3 separate regions of the Homo sapiens genome follow, and regions 1 and 3 are each linked to region 2. The links are chromatin contacts, found by Hi-C in ENCODE. All regions are on one chromosome and are shown on one strand. Each heading gives the region's core, a stretch centred on a gene start or an enhancer-like site at or near the end of the contact. The rest is flanking DNA. Distances are from core to core; before and after follow the strand shown.

Evidence for each region. Hi-C counts contacts between places; a loop is a spot of excess contacts on that map. Pooled maps may share reads with other maps.
Region 1: a loop to region 2 is called in a map of CD4-positive, alpha-beta memory T cell, with 9 times the contacts of the local background. The contact joins the promoter of BFAR here to the promoter of GDE1 in region 2. A Hi-C loop is called at or near these places in 2 of 168 maps with a recorded cell type or tissue (CD4-positive, alpha-beta memory T cell and naive thymus-derived CD4-positive, alpha-beta T cell) and 13 of 50 pooled maps.
Region 3: a map of CD8-positive, alpha-beta T cell shows a loop between it and region 2 (16-fold over the local background). The contact joins the promoter of NTAN1 here to the promoter of GDE1 in region 2. A Hi-C loop is called at or near these places in 1 of 168 maps with a recorded cell type or tissue (CD8-positive, alpha-beta T cell), 1 of 37 single-sample maps with no recorded cell type and 5 of 50 pooled maps.

What each region holds. Positions count from the first base shown.
Region 1 is chr16:14,631,571-14,634,270 of GRCh38, reverse strand. It overlaps BFAR (bifunctional apoptosis regulator), which reads right to left and starts at 1,320. Exons shown (of 8, transcript NM_016561.3): 1 at 1,253-1,320. RefSeq lists enhancers at 738-1,307, 1,308-1,875.
Region 2 is chr16:19,520,734-19,523,433 of GRCh38, reverse strand. It overlaps GDE1 (glycerophosphodiester phosphodiesterase 1), which reads left to right and starts at 1,336. Exons shown (of 6, transcript NM_016641.4): 1 at 1,336-1,730. The coding sequence starts at 1,470. RefSeq lists a silencer at 1,375-1,544 and enhancers at 1,655-1,824, 1,135-1,869, 1,995-2,054.
Region 3 is chr16:15,054,692-15,057,391 of GRCh38, reverse strand. It overlaps NTAN1 (N-terminal asparagine amidase), which reads left to right and starts at 1,318. Exons shown (of 10, transcript NM_173474.4): 1 at 1,318-1,501. The coding sequence starts at 1,421. It also overlaps a transcript of PDXDC1 not described here. RefSeq lists a silencer at 1,763-1,947.

The DNA of each region.
Region 1 (2,700 bases), core at 71-2,570, 4.9 Mb after region 2:
CAAACAAAACAACCCCATCAGCACGTGCAGTCCCTGCCGGCTCGGGGGTGTGTCCTGGGAAGAGAGTAAAGCTCTTTCCTATTGGCGATTTGGAGCATGACATCAAGACCACCCCCCTTGCAAAGGACCGACCAATGGGCTTCGGCGGGGAGGACCCAATGGCGACAGTTGAGGGCTTAACAGCGTCTAGGCTCTCACTCTGTTTTCCGCGGAAGCTGGGATGCTGCCTCCTGCCCCTCCAAAGGTCCCCGTTTAGACACAACCTGACTCTCATCTGTCGCCCCCTCCCGCCGGCTTTTTTAATAAAAGACAATTCTCGGCCGGGCGCGGTGGCTCACGCCTGTAATCTCCCCACTTTGGGAGGCCGAGGCGAGTGGGTCACTTGAGGCCAGGAGTTCGAGAACAGTCTGACCAACATGGTGAAACCCCGTCTCTACTAAAAATACAAAAATCAGCCGGGCGTGGTTACGCGGGCCCGTAATCCCAGCTACTCAGAAGGCTGAGGCAAGAGAATCGCTTGAACCTGGGAGGCGGAGGTTGCAGTGAGCCGAGATTGCTCCACCGCACTCCAGCCTGGGCGGCAGGGCAAGACTCCGTCTCTAAAAAGAAAAAAAAGAAAATTCTCTTTTGCCTAAGTTATTTCCGAGCCGCAAGTCGCAGAATCAGAAGAGCCGAGTTCTTGCCTGGCCCCAGTGTGACTTTGGGATTTCACTTTCTCCCTTCTGCGCTTCGGTCACCCTACTTTAAAGAATGGGCACAATCGCTCCGCCTTAGGCCAGGAACGTGCCTCGACAATTAGACCGTAAACTCAGCGTGGCGACTATCAGAAGCCTCATCAATTCTGGTCCGGCTGTTGCAGGGTGTGGCAAGCGCTCCTGGCGGGCAGGCGCCCCGTGGTTCCCCTCCAAGGTGTTTGGAAGCGACCCCTCCTCCTTCCCGCCCTAGGGAGCCCCAGGAGGGAGTGGCTCTGACCCTGACCCCCGAAAGGACGCAGGCGAGGCCCAGCGACCGGCTGTGCGGACGTGGGGCTCTCGGGAAGGGATAGCGCAGTTGGCCAAGCTGGGGTCCGAACCCCGCGGCCAGGAGTGGGGATGCTCAGGACTCGGGCCTGCGTGAGGAGAGGCCCCGCGCGCCTCCTACGACCCGGCTGGGGAGGCTCCGCAGAAGGGATTCCCGCTCCGTCTTCCACATCACTCCCCGATATCAAGCCCGAGTCGCCCCCTCAGCACCCCCCAGCCGTGTCGCGGCTTACCATTCCACTCGTCCCGGGCCAACCGGGCCATTATTCTCAGCACAGACCCCGCGGGAGCAGAGGAAGAGGGAGAGGCTTCGCTACCGGAAGTAACAAGACAGAGTGGGGGAAGCGTGCCCCGGCCCCGTGACCATAGAGGAGAGGCCGCTCTCCTTTCACAACCCCCCTCAACCCCGCGACCTCCCCGCTGCCTAGAGCGGCCACTCCCAGCCGGAGGAAGTGGGCGCATGCGTAATACCGCCGGTCCCGCCCCTTCCTCTTCACCCAGAGACCGAGTACCCGGGCTCGGCAGTCACAGCCCAAGGGGTGACGGGTGTGTGTCAGTTTCCGCTCCTCCTGGGCGGCTGTTCTTGTATCCGGAGGATACAAGCTTTGCCTAGAAATTAAAATATTACAAGGCCGCACCGTACTCTCTACAGTTATTTTTTGCCTTCACATTTTATGTAGAAAATCACAGGACTATACGTTCAATTTACGGTGTTAAGAATCGGAATTAAATGACTTTTATTTCTATTAAAATATTTTTTTTTTCGTAGAGATGGGGTCTCGCTGCGTTTTCCAGGCTGATCTTGAACATATGGCGTCAAGGGATCCTCCTGCCTCAGCCTTACAAAGTGCTGCGATTACAGGCGTGAGCCACCTCGTACAGCTTGAAATGGTTTTCTTATCACCACGTTTCGCCCCTTCCCAGCGTCTAGGTCACAGCGTCTAGAACTTATGCTGATTATTTGGTTTTGTTTTGTTGTTGTTGTTTGTTTTTGAGACAGAGTCTCACTCTCACCCGCCAGGCTGGCGTACAGTGGCACGATCTTGGCTCACTGCAACCTCCGCCTCCCGGGTTCAAGCGATTATCCCACCTCAGCCTCGTGAATAGTTGGGACTACGGGCGTGCACAACCACGCCTGGCTCATTTTAAAATTTCATTTTATTTTTATGGAGACAGGGTCTCGCTCTTTTCCCCAGGCTGGTCTGGAACTCCTGGGTTCAGGCGATTCTCCTGCCTCAGCCCCCGAAAACGCTGGGATTACAGGTGTGAGTCATGGCGCCAGGCCCCCATTAAACAGTTATTTATACAGATTTATTAATACGCTGCTTCCCAGTTCACATTCATTAGCACCACTGAGCCTCAATACAATCCCAGGAAATTGAGGTTTAGGAAGGTTTAATGCATTCCAGAACTAATAAGTGGCTGAGATAGATTTTGAAAATAGGTCTTCTAATCAACTTTCCTTTTGTTCGTTTGTTTGTTTTGGAGACGGAGTCTCGCTCTGTCGCCCAGGTTGGAGTGCAGTGGCACAATCTTGGCTCACTGCAACCTCCGCCTCCCGGGTTCAAGCAGTTCTCCTGCCTCAGCCTCCCGAGTAGCTGGGACTACAGGGGTGCGCCACCACGCCAGGCTAATTCTTTGTATTTTAGTAGAGATGGGGTTTCACCGTGTTGCCCAGGCT
Region 2 (2,700 bases), core at 87-2,586:
ACGGCATCTCTACAAAAATTTTAAACGTTAGCCGGGTGGGGTGGCGCGAGCCTGTGATCCCAGCTACTCGGGAGGCTGAGGTCGGAAGATCGCTTGAGCCCAGGAGGTCGACGTTGCAGTGAGCCATGATTGCACCACTGCATTCCAACCTGGGCGATAGAGTGAGACTGTCTGAAAGAAAAAAAAAAAAAGGCTGAATCCTAGATGCCAACTGGAAGGCTTAAGACATCTATCCCCTTTTGCAAATCAGTGGGAAAATGCACTAAAGGAAAAAAAGGTAACAGAAAAATCCCTGAATATTTTTGCAAAGTTCTCTACATAAAAATGTTACCAGCCCTCCAAAATATGTCCAGGGGCCCCTTTTCACTCCCTAACTCGGCTTCATGGTCTATCTCTCTTACCCTCCTTCCAGTGCCTGTTTTTGCATATGTAAAATGGGGGTTTTAAAAGTGCCTATCACAAGGGTGGTTGTGAGGCACAGTTGAGGTAACTCCTGTACAGTGCCTGGTACAAAAGCCCTTAGCAGAAGTAAGATTAGGGGGAGGAGGAGTGAAAATGTCACAAATCACTGGGGAGGCCTTTATGTCAGTCCCCACCCTGCCATTAACTGCTTAATTCACCTATCCTCAGTTTCCGCATCTATGAAATAAGGGAATCCTTAAAACCCCTTCCAGTTTTATAATCCGATTGTGCCTTCTTTGCTAGGCTCTTCCAGTCCCCCAGAATCTGGAAAATAAAGTCGATTGAAATCAGTCTCCTGATAGTAACTGTTAGGCTGTATTGAGAATGAGATAAGCATATAAAGTGTTTGCTCGTCAAGTACCTGGGACATGGTAAGTGCTCTGTAAACGTTAGGTGTACTTGCTAACTTTTATTTCCTCCCACAAGAATGTGAATCCCATAAGAGCAAAAACCCTGTAGGTCCTGTTCAACTGTGTCCGGAGCACCTGGACCGGTATTTGGCACATCTTGAATTGAACTGAACTGAACTGAATTGAATTGAATTGAATTGATAGTCTAAGCATCCTGCCTCTCCAGGTTCCCTGGAATTCAGTTTCCTCAAGGGCAGATAAAGGAGTCACTAAAATCCCTTCCAGTCCTACAGCTTTAGGATGGTTCTTATCCCTCCTTTTCTCGCCTAGGAGTCTGAACGCCCAGGTTGAAGTTCAGACCTCGGAAAACCCTAACCCACCTTAGATTTGGAACGTGAGCCTGGGGCCTGGGGCCTGGGCCCTCCCCCGTTGCCATGGAGCGGCTCCGCCCACTGGCGCTGCGAATCCCGATCCCTGATTGGCTGGGCGGCCGACTCCCTCTCTGGATGTGTCTGCTGCCGCCATTGTGCGGCGCTGGTCCCCTCAGAGGGTTCCTGCTGCTGCCGGTGCCTTGGACCCTCCCCCTCGCTTCTCGTTCTACTGCCCCAGGAGCCCGGCGGGTCCGGGACTCCCGTCCGTGCCGGTGCGGGCGCCGGCATGTGGCTGTGGGAGGACCAGGGCGGCCTCCTGGGCCCTTTCTCCTTCCTGCTGCTAGTGCTGCTGCTGGTGACGCGGAGCCCGGTCAATGCCTGCCTCCTCACCGGCAGCCTCTTCGTTCTACTGCGCGTCTTCAGCTTTGAGCCGGTGCCCTCTTGCAGGGCCCTGCAGGTGCTCAAGCCCCGGGACCGCATTTCTGCCATCGCCCACCGTGGCGGCAGCCACGACGCGCCCGAGAACACGCTGGCGGCCATTCGGCAGGTGAGACCCCCACGTTCGCGCCCCTCGGTCCTCCCGAGAGCTCGGACTTCTACTTTTCCTTCCCAGGGTTCCCCGATCTTCTCAGGACGGCCTTCCCACTTCCTCATTCGTCCACAAGGCACACTCCCGGCCCTTGATCGCTCCCAGTGTCTAGGGATCTCCGGACTTGAGGTTTTATATTTACAGAAGACAGCAGATATGTATATAGTTTCTGTGCGCCTGACGCTAAGGTTACATACAGCCAGGAACAAGGTCAAAAGTGTCCCTGGTTTACAGAGTGTACATCGGAATGGGGGAGGCAAGCCTTAAACAAGTAAACACATAAATGAGATAACTTTAAGAGAGTGAAAGGTGCAATGAAGAAATCGGGGGAACTCGAAGGAAAGAGTTACGCTATTTTATTTAGATGGAATAGTCAAGAGAAATCGTCTCCGAAGAAGCAACATTTGAACAGAAACCGGAATTATAAGGAGCCAGGCAGGTGCAGAAGGTCCTGAGATGGGAATAATATAGGGGTGTTCAGGTAACAGAAGAGGCAGTGTGTGGCCTGACTTCAAGGAAGAGAACAAAGACTGGTGTGTGAATGAAGTAGAAAATGGGTCAGGTCAAATAGGTTCTTGGTCAGTAATTGAGGTTAGTCTAAATAGATCACCCTTCACAAGACATACGTTTGCTTGTCTTGTAAATCACTTGAGTCATTTCCTTATCACCTTTTCCCCAGACACACACATTCGCACTCGCACAACCCTGGCAGCTGGACTCACATCAGTTTCTGCCCCCTCCTTTTCACAAGGCACTCCTGAAACTTTTGATACCTCCCAGCTCTTGGCATTCTCCTAGCTTCATAATAATGACAGCTTACAGAGAGGGCTTTTCAGTGGATTAGGCACTTTTGCATCTGTGTAAATATATCTGATTCTCTTCTTTTTTATTTTTCTCTCTCTTCTTCCTTCCTTCTTCTTCTTTTTTT
Region 3 (2,700 bases), core at 69-2,568, 4.5 Mb after region 2:
TACATTTGTGAGGACAAATGACAAATGAGGTGTTGATAGTAGCTCCTACATTTGTAAGGACAAATGAGAAATGTAGGTGTAATAATACAGAGAAATAATTTCCTGGTAGCTAGAAATAGAGTTATTTTGGGTGAGAAGTTGGGTAACCTGGCGATGGGAACACCATCTTCTACAGTCATTTCTTTAGTAAATTTCCTGGTATTTTTGTTGAACGGGGTGTGTAAGCTGAGGGGGAGATTTATGAAAGAAGACGATGAATACAGATGATAAAATTCTAATAAAGTTTCTGCTGTATCATGTGGCTCCTCTGTATCTTTTGTAAAATTACTTTTTGTTAATGTGCTGCAGAGTTGGATGAATTTGAGCAATATTTCCAAGTTTTAGAAGAGAGCTCCACGGTGAGACGCCTCTCACCTTGGGGACCTGTCCTCAGATTAGGGGCTCTGCAGTCAGTATCCGCAAATCCTTCCCCCACGGTTCCCAGCCCACCTGTGAGTGGCCTATTGCATTCCAATCACGACGTGTTAATCGATGATCTCTTTAGTACGTGGGGCTAGCACAGTTCAGGATCTATTTTCTCAGTTTAAGACCGTTTACATTTATTTTTATTATTTTCAGAAACAGAGTGTCCCTCTGCAGTGCCCAAACATAGCTCATTGCAGCCTCCCACTCCTGGGGTCAAGAGATCCTCCCGCCTCAGCCTACAGAGTGGCTGGGATCACAGGTGCATGCCACCGTGCCCAGTTAATTTTTAAATTTTTGGCAGAGACGAGGGTATGGGGGAGGGTGGGTCTCACTATGTTGCCCAGGCTGGTCTCGAACTCCTGGCCTCAAGCGATCCTCCTGCCTCGGCCCCCCAAAGTGCTGGGATTACAGGCGTGAGCCACCGTGCCCGCCTGATTAGGTTTATTATTACTCATTGAATGCAATCCTACGGAGCTGCACAGCAGGGTCCCAAACTCAAGCTTGTGGAAGGTCACACACCTGGGAAGCGTGGAGCAATGACCTAAAGCGCAGCAGTCGGAGCCAGAACCCGCCCCAGGAACTCGCCCGGAGGCTCTCTTGGCTGGTGCAGCTGCTCCCTGGCAGCTCTCCTTTCCCCGCTCCTTCACTCCCACGCTTTTGGGACTACACTTCCCAGCGCCCCTTGCGGAGGAGGCGGGCCGCGCGCTGCTTCCAGGGCCACTTCCTGGCTTTGGACTACATTTCCCGTGAGGCCTTGCGGCCATGTCCTGGATTTCTCCAGTCTCTTCGGCCGGCACCGCCTCCGCCTGGACTCCACTTCCCGGCAGCGCCCGCGGTGGGGCGGGGCAGGACGAGGCGGGACGCGCGGCCCGAGGGGCGGGGGCGGCGGGCGGCCCGGGGCTGCAAAGCGGGGGGCCGCCGCCTCCCTGGGCCTGCCTGGGCGGCCGCCTCCGCGATGCCGCTGCTCGTCGAGGGGCGGCGAGTGCGGCTGCCGCAGTCAGCCGGGGACCTCGTCCGAGCCCACCCGCCTTTGGAGGTGAGTGGGGCGCGGCGCGGGGCTTCGGGGCGGGCCCGAGGGGAAGCTGCAGGGCGGGCTAGCGCCCCCCTCACGCGACACAGACTTGAAACTTGGCGCTGTTGGCACATCCGGAGCCCCGGCCGTCGGCTCGCGTCTTCCCCTTGAGGGGTCGGGGAGTTTTTGCCTTCTTTAGACTTCAGCGGGCTGCCCCGGAGGCCACTCTCTGACAAGGGAGGGGACGGGGGCCCAGAGAGGTTAGGTGACTTGCCCAAGGTCGCACAGCACTGCGGCTCGGGGACACGCCGGGACCCCCATTCCCCGACGGGGCGGCTGCAGCCCCCATAGGGCTGGGTCCGTTTAGGCAAATCCGGCCGCCCGCCTTCGGGGACCCGCAGCCTGCGGTGAACGTTGCTTCGTCCTTGCGTCCCCGTGAAGCAGGAGGTTATTCCAGGGTGGGCTTCGGAGAGCGTTTGGCCTGGGGGATCTTGGCGGGGACCCCCAGTCCTTCCTCCTCTCTCTCCCCTACCCCCGGGGCGTAGGGCGCCGAGTTATTTTTAGCCGGGAGAGAGAGCCCTGCTTTCCGCAGCTGGGCCATAGGACCACGCCCTGATGCACGGGTTTTGTTTTTGTTTTTTCTGCTTTTGTGCTCAAATAGATCTCTGAACTCTTGTCCACGCTTATGCAGGGACTGTTGGCAAGGGGGTTCTCAGGTTTTAAAAAGAGCGGGGCGTGGCGGCGGGGGCAGACGTCCTATTTGCCATAGATCCTGTTAAAGGGGAATCAATCAGTTCCTTGATTTGAGAGTCAAATATCGAGCCCCTAATATCTGTTGGGCAACGTACTGATCACTGTCCCTGCCCTCGGAGTGTTTATAGTCTAGAAGGGAGAATGGTTTCTGATGAAGAAGGCTCAGATACTATAAACTGTTAAGTACCATAAAGAAAAAGCGTCCCCTTTCACTCTGAGATGGGAAGCACAGGAACCTGACCAAGTGTGTTGGGTTGGGGAAGGCATTTAGAGGTTTCATCTGTCACAGCTGTACAGTTTGTGATTATTTTGTTTGCTTGTTTGTTCTCTATTGGTCTGTCGCCAGAATGTAAGCCTCCTGAAGGCAGATAAGAGTAGTGTCCTCACTTTTGTATCCTCAGAGTGTAGGACGGTCCCTGGCATAGAATTGGCGCTCAGTAAAGATTTGCTGCATAAATGAGGTCACAAAA